Regions from separate parts of the Homo sapiens genome. Here region 2 is linked to region 1. The links are chromatin contacts, found by Hi-C or POLR2A ChIA-PET in ENCODE. All regions are on one chromosome and are shown on one strand. Each heading gives the region's core, a stretch centred on a gene start or an enhancer-like site at or near the end of the contact. The rest is flanking DNA. Distances are from core to core; before and after follow the strand shown. Region 1 has its middle 22 kb from the start of TLR10. Region 2 has its middle 16 kb from the start of WDR19.

The links. A loop is a pair of places that touch in the nucleus more often than their neighbours do. ChIA-PET counts read pairs that join two places held with the same protein, here RNA polymerase II (POLR2A). Pooled maps may share reads with other maps.
Region 2: a loop to region 1 is called in a map of OCI-LY7, with 4 times the contacts of the local background. The contact joins two enhancer-like sites. A Hi-C loop is called at or near these places in 2 of 168 maps with a recorded cell type or tissue (OCI-LY7 and Panc1) and 1 of 50 pooled maps. POLR2A ChIA-PET finds 5 or more read pairs at or near these places in 3 of 52 experiments (CD4-positive, alpha-beta memory T cell, OCI-LY7 and activated T-cell).

Annotation. Positions count from the first base shown.
Region 1 is chr4:38,758,012-38,763,806 of GRCh38, reverse strand. It overlaps the pseudogene RNA5SP158. Among named protein-coding and RNA genes, the nearest start is that of TLR10, 22 kb to the left of the region's middle. RefSeq lists enhancers at 1,980-2,289, 2,390-2,439, 2,490-2,659, 2,680-2,829. Within about 2 kb of position 2,731, at least 9 of the 41 ENCODE cell types and tissues checked have a DNase peak (open chromatin) inside an H3K27ac peak, as active enhancers do; they include OCI-LY7, where a contact is called at or near this core.
Region 2 is chr4:39,164,272-39,169,666 of GRCh38, reverse strand. No RefSeq gene overlaps it. Among named protein-coding and RNA genes, the nearest start is that of WDR19, 16 kb to the left of the region's middle. RefSeq lists an enhancer at 1,758-2,957. Within about 2 kb of position 2,931, at least 2 of the 41 ENCODE cell types and tissues checked have a DNase peak (open chromatin) inside an H3K27ac peak, as active enhancers do; they include OCI-LY7, where a contact is called at or near this core.

The sequences.
Region 1 (5,795 bases), core at 1,482-3,981:
ACGTGCCACCATGCTCTGCTCACATCTTAATTTTTTTGTAGAGACAGGATCTCATTATATTCCCCAGGCTGATCTTGAACTCCTGGGCTCAATTGATCCTCTCACCTCAGCTTCCCAAAGCATTGGGAATACAGACATGAGCCACCATGCTCAGCCCTTTTTGAGATTTCAAATGTGCCAGCCACTGTTCTAAGTCTGTCGTGATGTTATACTTGTTAAATCACATAGATCCAAGGGTTAAATGTTATCATTATTCCTATTAACAGATAAAGTCCCCAACCAGAAGTCAAGGTTTCATGGCTAGTAAGTGACAGAAATGCAAGATTGTGATGACAGAGCCTGTGTTTTTTTTTTTTCTTTTTTTGAGACGTAGTCTCGCTCTGTCGCCCAGGCTGGAGTGCAGTGGTGCTGTCTTGCTCACTGCAACCTCTGCCTCCTGGGTTCAAGTGATTTCCTGCCTCAGCCTCCCGAGTAGCTGGGATTACAGGTGTGCACCACCACACCTGGCTAATTTTTGTATTTTTAGTAGAGACGGGTTTTCACCATGTTGGCCAGGCTGGTCTTGAACTCCTGACCTCAGGTGATCCAACTGCCTCGGCCTCCCAAAGTACTGGGATTACAGGCTTGAGCCACCGTGCCCAGCCCAGAGTCTGCTTTCACAGATGGTCTGCTACACTGGTAGAGCCAGAGCTTGGTGACTGGAAGAATTAGTTTCTTTCCTATGTGTAGTAACATGGACATACTTGTTCCTGCTAGACCCTATTCTTGGATGGAGGTATCTCGTTGTGGAAGAGCAATTCTTATCATGACGTGTGTAATCCAAATGCTACCAATCCTTACCAGCCTGAGGCTACAAAGAAGGCACAACAGCATCAGTGACCCCAGTTCTTATTCTGGCTCCCACCTGCTGAAGCGGGGCCTCTCACCCTCCTGCAAACGTGCACACGAATATTTCCATTCGAACCTGAGATTCTCGCAGGTGCCGGACAGCTTCCTGTCAGCTCCTCTCCCCATGCTGCCGTAGTCTACTCCCCTCTAGCTCGCGGCAGCTACCCCTGGGCCCTTTGCAGGTCCTTGCAAGAGTCTCTCACTACTGACATTGCTGAATGAAGGTGCTTTCTCAATGGTGCTAACGACCATGCTAAGGGTGCTTTCTCCCAGTAATCCCAAATGCAACTATCCTTGTGACGAGGAGCCATGCCGAGTTCCACGGAGCTAGCAGTAGATTCGGTACTTCTCTCCTCAAAATTGTGTGTCAACCTCTCAGCATGCCAGTGCTGCAATGCTGGGATCCACCATCTCACCGAGTTGCTCACGAAATCCATTTCTTCAGCTCTCACTCCTCCCTCTGCGGGGGTTCCAAACCAGCCCAAGGGGGCAAGAAGGGTGACACAGCACCTCGTCCTTTCCACTGTCCCTATTCTGTCCCACCTCTCCTTTCCAACCCCCAAATAATCCTCCTTCCACCCACCTATGCATATCAATTCATGCACACAGACGGAGACGAGTAAAATTTACCCAAATAAAAGCCAAACTGTTACTCCCGGCTTGGGTACAGCTGGGACACCCTGATCCATGTTTTCTACAAATTAAATGGGAAAGTTTGTCTCCTAAGGCCGCCTGGGAGAGGTGGGAAATGAACTCCATTGTCAGAGCCTCGGAGAAAACATAGAGCCAACATCCTCCTTCACCCTTAAAAGCAGGTGGCTGGAGAAACTTTAATCTGAATCATTACAATAGATTAAAAACTGAAAAGATCGAATTTGGCTTTGAATTTTTTATTGTCTCAAAACTCAGCTTCAGACTGAAGAACAAAAACGACAAAAATGATATGAAGATCCTTAAAGAGGAAAAACCAAACCAAATCCAAAAAACAAAAATTAAAATACCAAGAGAAAAAGAACCCCAGCGGGAGGCAGCCATAATGCAACTTCCCGTTTTGCGGCGGGCATCTACCTTAAAGCAAGGGCCTGTCCATACCTACAGACGCCCAGCACTGGGGTAGAAGCAGTTTCACTTCATTGGTTGCTTCCCACGGGGCCTTCTCACTGTGGAAAGCAGAAGTTCATGGGATTAAAATAAATCTCATTGTGTATGCAAGAGTAACGCTGCCGGCAGAGCGCCTCTTCCTGTGACTCCACACTTCTTCAATTCTAAGCTTGGTTCTTTCCACCCAGACTTTTTTTTTTTTTTTGAGATGGAGTCTCACTCTGTCGCCAGGCTGGAGTGCAGTGGCACGATCTCGGCTCACTGCAACCTCCGCCTCCCGTGTTCAAGCGATTCTCCTGCCTCAGCTTCCCAAGTAGCTGGGACTACAGGCATGCACCACCACACCCACCTAATTTTTTATTTTTAGTAGAGACAGGTTTCACCATGTTGGTCAGGATGGTCTTGATCTTCTGACCTCGTAATCCGCCCGCCTCGGCCTCCCAAAGTGCTGGGATTACAGGCGTGAGTCACCGCACCCGACCTCCACCCCGACTTTCTAGGCACTCTCTCAGGAACCCTGACTTTGGTTTTGGGGGAAGCCATGAAGCACTTGCTGAAGCATCGGGTCACTTCATGTGTTGTAAATTCTGTAACAAAATCTGGAAGGAGCCCTTGTGTCAGGGAAAGAACCTACTGGGAAGGTCTGGTCTTCTCCACAACTCATCTTGACCGGGGCACCTGCTACCTTGAATCAGTCGTCTCCGAGGGCAGAACCGCAAATCTCATGGGATTGGAATGGAAAGAGAAAGCTGCCTTGGTTTTCTTTGGTTGTTTCTGATTTTTCTTTTTTCTTGCTCTTCATCACCTCCTAAAGGCACAGAAAGGGGCCATTTTTCTGGTCTTCTTAATTCTCACTCCTGTCCCTAATTAGAAACAACAGCAGAGAATTGCTGAAAGCTATATTCCAGCTAAAACCAGGCTGCAGCGTTCGCATCACCTGAGAGACGTCAGACATGCAGAATTTCAGGCTCCATCCCAGGCCTACTGATTCAGAAGCTGCATTTTAGCAAGATCCTGGCTGGATTTTATGCACAGTAAAGTTTGAGAAAGAAGGCTTTAAAAATGAACTGAGCAATACAATCCTTTTTTTTTTTTTGCACGGGGGGAGGTGTTCAATAGCAGAGTAGGGTGACTCTAGTTAACAACAATGTATTGTATATTTCAAAGTAGCTAGAAGAGAGAACATGAAATGTTCCCAGCACGTAGAAATGATACTCAGGGTAATGGAGACTCCAAATACCCTGACTTGATCATTACACATTTGATGCATATAACAAAATAGCACATGTACTCCATAAATATGTAAACTATCATATATCATTAAAAAAAATAAACTGAAGGCCTTAAAAAGGAATAAAATAATGGCATTTGCAGCAACCTGAATGGAATTGGAGACCATTATTCTAGGTGAAGTGACTCAGGAATGGACAATCAAACATCGCATGTTCTCACTTATAAATGGGAGCTAAGCTATGAGGCCACAAAGGCATAAGAATGATACAATGGACTTTGGGACCTCGGGGGAAAGGGTGGGAGCGGGGGGGTGAGGGATAATAGACTACAAATTGGGTACAGCGTACACTGGTTGGGTTATGAGGGCACCAAAATTTCAGAAACGACCGCTAAAGAACTTATGCGTGTAACCAAACACAATCTGTTCCACCAAAACCTATTGAAATTTTTGAAAAATTATTTTCCTAAAATAAAGGATATTTCAAGGAGTGCCTTCTCCATCTTGTGGCCCTCTGATGATGATAGCTCTGAAAGCTTTGAAAAGCTTGCAAATACCCAACTTCAGGAATAAATCACCTCTGAGACCCTCACCTGAAGACAGGATACTTCCTGCAACTCCAGGACTTTAAAGTCGGAAGAATTGTTTTTTTAAACTGGACTCTGAGGACACACTCTTAAAGTCACTCAAATTCTCTACAAAATTCTTAAGTTTTGTGTTTCTATTTCTAAAGATAATAAAAATAATTGATATGATCAAAAAACAAAAATTAACAAAAAAACACAAAAACCCCCCAAAATGAACTGAGGTTGTGTGCCCTTGTGTGAAATTTTGGGTTGCAGTGCCACCTTGAGGTCACTTTAGTATTTTTCGCTGAGCTTTGCAGTGGACGAGCTGCGTGGGACACAACAGAAGTCAGTTCATTCCTCCCTGGAGGAAACAGACCGCCCTTGTGTTAGTGCCCAGAGGTCTCCGACTGCGGCCTCTCTGGGCCACACTGTCAATTGAAGAGATATGGGCCCTCTTCCAAGGACGCCTTCTATCCAAGCTTAGAAGAATGGCTCATAGGCTAAGGCACTTTCTGCGTCAGCAACAGCAACAGATCTCAAAGAATGTCTGCCCCCATCACAAGATTTTTCATAAAATGTAGAAAGCCATTAAAGCTCAGAGGCACAAAGCATGGCTTTAGAGATCATCTAGATGAGTGAGCCCCACCTTTCAGGAATGAGAATTGCTTTATGATAATGGTTGGCATTTGCTGCATATTTACTGTGTCCCAAGCACTGTTCTAAGCACCTCCATGTACTTAGTCATTTGAACCTTAGAACAATTTAGTGAGATCAAAATAGTGATCTCTATTTTACAGACTCCTGTGTGGCAGTCATTTTGTTTGTACTATTTGTTGGTTAGGAAAATCTACACTAAGAAGAAACTATTGCTATGAATCTAGTAATTCTTGAAAATGAATTTGCATTGAATTAAATCCAATAACAGCCAATAACATCTATATATATTCAGGGAAGAGTAGTATAGAGATATAAATTATGTTATCTACCAAGCCTCAGACCACGGTTGTGGCATAGATAGACTTAGGGCCTCTTGCAACAGCTCCAAAGCTCTCCACGGTATTCTTAGCCCACAGGCTGGGAACCCCCAGTGTAGAAACACACCCCACGTGCTTTATAGATGGCACACCGTACAATCCTGAACACACCTGATTTCATCTGGTCTCTGATGATTAGTGGGATCAGGCTACCTTGGTCTTGGATGGGAGATTGTGGGGGAAGTTGCAGATGAGGAAACTGACTTCAGAAAGTTGTTATAGTTATTCTTCTAGCTTGAAAAAGCTACACTAGAGAGAAAAAGAGACCATGGGCAGTATCTCCTTTTCATTCTTCAACCTATACACCCTAGGAAGGTTAATTCTCCTAAAACACAGTTCTGTTTGGGTTATTTTCCCCCTCAAAATGACCCCCAGCTCTACCTGACTGCTTATTGTAAGGTAAAGCCATCTTCGTCTCCAAAGCAAAATCGAATACCAACCAACCTGCTTGTTGTTACTCTGTTGATGTCCCTTACCCTCTGTCTAGACTATGTGTTGCCCATAGGACAAGAAGAATGCTGGCCTTAGAGAAGACTTGGAGGGAGAGCTTTGGAGCTGTTGCAAGAGGCCCTAAGTCTATCTATGCCACAATCGTGGTCTGAGGCTTGGTAGATAACATAATTTATATCTCTATACTAGCCTTCCCTGAATATATATAGATGTTATTGGCTGTTATTAGATTTAATTCAATGCAAATTCATTTTCAAGAGTTACTAGACTCATAGCAATAGTTTCTTCTTAGTGTAGATTTTCCTAACCAACAAACAGACTTGGAGGGAGGCCACCTAGTGGCTAAGGTGACCTTCCTTGGGAAGCAGCACCTGAGTTAAGTCACCAGGAGTGCATGTTTAGGTCCTACCCAGACACAGGAAGACAGTGCCGGTGAGCCACAGAGTTGGAGGGCCTTCTCTCAAGACCGAGCGTGAGTTCACTGTGAGAAATATAGCTACTGAGGTGACCAGGTCAGTGCAC
Region 2 (5,395 bases), core at 1,682-4,181, 410 kb before region 1:
GCTTCTCAGAACATGGTAGCTGGATTCTGAGAGAGAGCATCCCAAGAGTGAGCTCGAAGAGGTAAAATTGGAAGCTGTCAACTGGCATGATGCCCACTTCTGCCACATTCTTTTGGTTAACCGATTCACAGATTCAACCCAGAGATAAGAGGAGGGGAAAAATATTCCACTGCTCAGTGCAAATAATCACAAAGATTTTATGGTCATTTAAAAACTATCACAAGTGCCAACAGAAATCAGAAGCAAAGCACAATGCAACCAGTTCAAATTTTAAACATAATTACCAGTAATTTTTCTCAAGCTGCGAAGATTCAAAACTATGCAATTCACCCATTTTAAAGTTTGAGACCAAAGTTTTTCTTTGAAAGCTTCATTAAAAACAAATCATAAAATTACTATGTAGAAAGACCTGAGAAGTATTATATTTAAACATAAACAGTATAAAATATTGGTTTTCTTTCAACAAAGAATTTTTAAAAATCAATGACATTATTGTGCATAGTACATTTGTTTTCTTTTAACATGTAAAAACAGACTCCATTAACAATTACAGATCTAGCATTTGCAGTTTCAGCTGCTTGCAAATGGCTCTGAAAGTCATGGAGCATTTGAATTACAAGCTTTGAGGCTGATGTGTAGTGCCATCAGATCACTTATCTTGTGAGTGAGCTTAGTTTTCTATCTGGCATTTGCAACTTTTTGGAATTTGTTTTATTCTACATGTTATCATTTGTATTAATAAGTGATTAAATTTGTTTCTTTGTGGTAAATAATTCTCAAGAGGAAAAAAATATGTTACAGAGCCAAACTGACAGTAGAAAGCCAGAAGCCTGTACAAAGGTTGACATACTCATGAATATGAGTGGTTCAACATGGTGAAACCCTGTCTCTACTAAAAATACAAAAATTAGTTGGGCGTGGTGGCATGCACCTGTAATCCCAGCTACTTGGGAGGCTGAGGCAGGAGAATTGCTTGAATCTGGGAGGTGGAGGATGCAGTGAGGTGAGATCACGCCACTGCGCTCCAACCTGGGTGACAGAGCAAGACTCTGTCTCAGAAAAAAAAAAAAAGTCTCTGAGATCACTAATGTCAAGAATCCAGTGTACTATACAAGGGGACTTCAAACAGTTTTTGAAAGATGAAATTAAAAGATAAAAATTAAAAATGTAAACATATTTCTCAAAATAACTCCATCATGCTCAAGACAGTTTTGTAAGCAATGATAGCCACTTAGTCCACCCCTAAAGAACTGAGAATCCTGGAAATTTAACCAAGTCAATGCAGTCTTTTTTACATAATTAACTGAAGAAAAATAGGTGCCTTTTCAAGATTTTTTAGGATTTGAAAACAAAAGGAAGTCAGAAGGGGCAAAATCAGGACTGTAAGGCAAAAACCTAGTGATTTCCCATTGAAACTTTTGCAAAATTTTCCGTTTGATGAGAGGAATGAGCATGAACATTGTCATGGTAGAGGACTCTGCTGAAGCTTTTCCAGGCATTTTTTTTTAAACTAAAGCCTTGGCTAACTTTCTTAAAACACTCATAATAAGCAGATCTAATTGTTCTTTGGCCCTTCAGACAGTCAACAAGCAAAATGCCTTGGGCATCCCTGAAAATTTTTGCCATGACCTTTGCGCTTAACTGGTCTGCTTTTGCTTTGACTGGACTACTTCCATCTCTTAGTAGCCATTGCTTTGATTGTGCTTTGCCTTTTGGATTGTACTGGTAAAGCCGTATTTCATTTCCCATTACAATTCTTCAAAGCAATACTTCAGGATCTTCAGCCACATCCTTTTTTTTTTTTTTTTTGAGACAGAGTCTCACTCTGTTGCCCAAACTGAAGTGCAGCAGCAGCAGCACAATCTTGGCTCACTGCAAGCTCTGCTTCCTGGGTTCAGGCAATTCTCATGCCTCAGCCTCCTGAGTAGCTGGAACTATAAGCATACGCCACCATGCCTGGATAATTTTTGTATTTTTAGTAGAGATGGGGTTTCACCATGTTGTCCATGCTGATCTCGATCTCCTGACCTTGTGATCTACCCACTTTGGACTCCCAAAGTGCTGGGATTATAGGTGTGAACCACTGCAAACATTTTTATCATTTTTTTCTAAAAAATTGATGTGGGTGGTCTGCCGCCGTGAGTTTCATCTTCAGCTTGTCTTGTTCCTTTCTAAAAGGACTGATCCATTTGTAAACTGCTGATTTCCTTGGGGCATTGTCCCCATAAACTTCCCGTAAAGCATCAGTGATTTCACCATTCTCCCACCCATGCCCCACCATAAAGTCGATGTTTGTTTCGTTTCAATTTCAGTAGCATGTTGCTCTGATAGGGATCTTTTTAAAACTGATGTCTTATTCTTTTTACTACCTCAAACTAGATCTTGTTCAGACATGTTGTAACAAGCTGGTACAAGTTTATTTTGGTGCAAAATAATCTTAAAATCCATATACACATTTTTCATAGTGCACTTTTTTTTGTTTTTGAGACAGGGCCTCTGCTCTGTTGCCCAGGCTGGTGTGCACTGGTACAATCATAGCTCCCTGCAGCCCTGATCTCCTGGGCTCGAGCAGTCCTCCAGCTTCAGCCTCCTGAGTAGCTGGGACAACAAGTATGCACCACCATGCCTGGCTAATTTATTTGATTTTTAGCGGAGACAAGGCCTCGCTATGTTGTCCAGGCTGCTCTCAAACTCCTGGGTTCGAGCAATCCTCCTGCCTTCGCCTCCTGAGTAACTAGGACTACAGGCACATGCCACTGCATCTGGCTGACTTAGGTATTTATTTATGGAGGTGGAGTTCTCGCTTTGTTGCCCTTGTGCTGAGATTGCAGGTGTGAGCCACCATGCCTGACCTGTTCAACTTTTATCTGCCAGATACTGCATCATGCCAGTTACAGAGATCAAAGACTCAATCAGTCTTCGAGAAGCTACATCGTTGTACAGATAATAAGCAATAAAACAAAACAAAATTATAAATCAAGCAGGACTCAGGGTTCTGGCTTCTGCAGCCGAATAAGTAGCTAAGATATACAGATAGATGAGATTTGGGGAGTATCAGTTTGGTTTGGAGTATATTAAATCATGAGGGACTCATGGGATATCAAGTTGGAGATGTCTAATGTCTAACTTGGAAGTGGGCCTTACGAGGGGTCACAGCTAGACATGTTGTCATTGGCATATAGTCATTGGCAGTTAAAGCCACGAGGGTGAATAATGTTTTTCCCCAGAGGGAAATAAAAAGAAGTAAAATGTGTTTCACTTGGTTTGATTTGGGGGTTAGGGGGTTGGTTTTTGTCTTTATTTTTTCCTCTTCTTAAATGTTTGATGGAAGGCTTGTAATAGAACTGAATAGCATGAGGAAGTGAGACTGAATTCACTGAAGCTCGGATAGAGTATAGGAGATTTTTGAATGAGAAAAGACCCTTAGCCAGTGGAAGCTGGGTGGTTAAGTTTCATGTGGTAGCTTCCTTCAAGGAGCACACAGGAAAATCTTTTCACGGAGAGACACCTAAGGAGCTGAGGACAGTTTAGCCTGACTGGAAGAATACAGGCAGTGCTACAATATGAAAAATGCTGAATACTTTTAGAACTAGTCGTAACTAATGGGAGCTCTACACTGAATGACATTTCCCATTCTTGTGAAGAAGAGGATGCTACTTTTTGCATTTAGGATTTTCTACAGTGCTTTGAGCAGACTAGAAGATGTGAGGATGGAAGTCTTCCAGTCTTCCACATGTTAAAACAGAAAGGAAAGTGGGGGACCTTTGTTGTTTTGTGTTTTCTACAGTGCCTTGAGTAGTGCCTTGCACAGAATAAACACTCAGTTTATATTTTAATATGAATTGATGGCATTTATTAGCTAGGAATTGGCCATCAAGATACTTATTGATAAAAGAAACTCCTTGTATTAGCTAGCTAAAAAATGAAAGAATGGATATAATTTTGCTCTTTTCATATAAGAATTACCTATTCTTTAACCTGTATAATTTTTTCCAGTTGCTTAGTGCTTTTGCAGCACTCATTTTTAGTGTAATGTGTTTCGTGTTTCTTAGGAATGTGGTGGACCACCTTGGTCAGCAGAAGGGAAAATAGGGGTAGCAGTAAGATCCACTAAAAAGAGTGTAATAATTTTTAGTGTGGCTGTTTCCTTCCTTTTTTTCACCATTTCTTCCCTTCCCTTCTTCCTCCTCATAAACCCTTTCCCCCTCCCCACAAGAAGACAATACATGTTAGCAACTTAATATGAATTCTGCCATACTTTTCCTCTATGGTCATAAACCATAAATGTGGCACACACATGTATATGTGTTTGTGTGTGTGTATCCATATATGTAATGGTGTTTTTGTGGCACTGTTGAACAAATGGTAATGTATACACATTTTTTTTTTTCTGTATCTTACCTTTCTCATTCAATAATATCTTCTGGATATTCCTCCAAATCCCATTTCATCTTTCCCCTGTGGCATCCACTTTATGCTCAGGGTTTTGCTACTAGAACATTGAGGTCCTTATAGATATTTTTAACATAATCATACTTTTATTTCTTTGGAATAAATTCCCATGAGTAGAATTGTTGGGCTGAGGAGTATATGTATTTTTAATTTTAATAGATTTATCAGAGTGATTTTCAAAAAGATTATAATGCTTAATGCTCCCACTAGCAACTTATGAAAGTACTTTTCCTTCACTTTCTCACCAGAAACGATCAACAATTTTCATAGGTTCTCTTAATTTTTGCTAGTCTGATAGGAATAAAGTTTCATTCTTACTTTAACTTGCATTTCCCTGAGAGCTAATGAATTTGAACACTTTTCATATGTTTGTTGGCTATTTCAATTTGTTCTTCTGCTATCTAACTTTATGGAGTTGTTTTTCTTTTTTTATTGTCAATTTGTAAGAGCTCTTTTTCATATTCTTGTGTAGTTAAACATGTCTATTTTAAAAATAGCTACTTGGTTTCTAGTCTTGGCTTTGAAGTTTTTATCTGTTTATAGGAGACTTTATTGAATGATTTTAATTTTTTTACACTTAAGTCTTTAATATAGAATTAGTTTTTACATATGGTATAAGATGCAGATCTTCTTTTATACTAAACTCAGCCCAAACTCCTCTCCAGACCTTCACCCGGGGTAGAGAGCTTGCTACCTCCTAATTGTGTTAAAATACCACATATATTTTTATTATACTCAGGAGGGGGTCCTATGGCCAGGACACCTTATATTTATTTAGTGTATCAATCCGTTTTCATGCTGCTGATATAGACATACCCGAGACTGGGAAGAAGAAGAGGTTTAATGGACTTACAGTCCCACAGGGCTGGGGAGGCCCCACAATCATGGCAGAAGGCAAGGAGGAGCAAGTCGCATCTTCAGTGGATGGCGGCAGGCAGAGAGA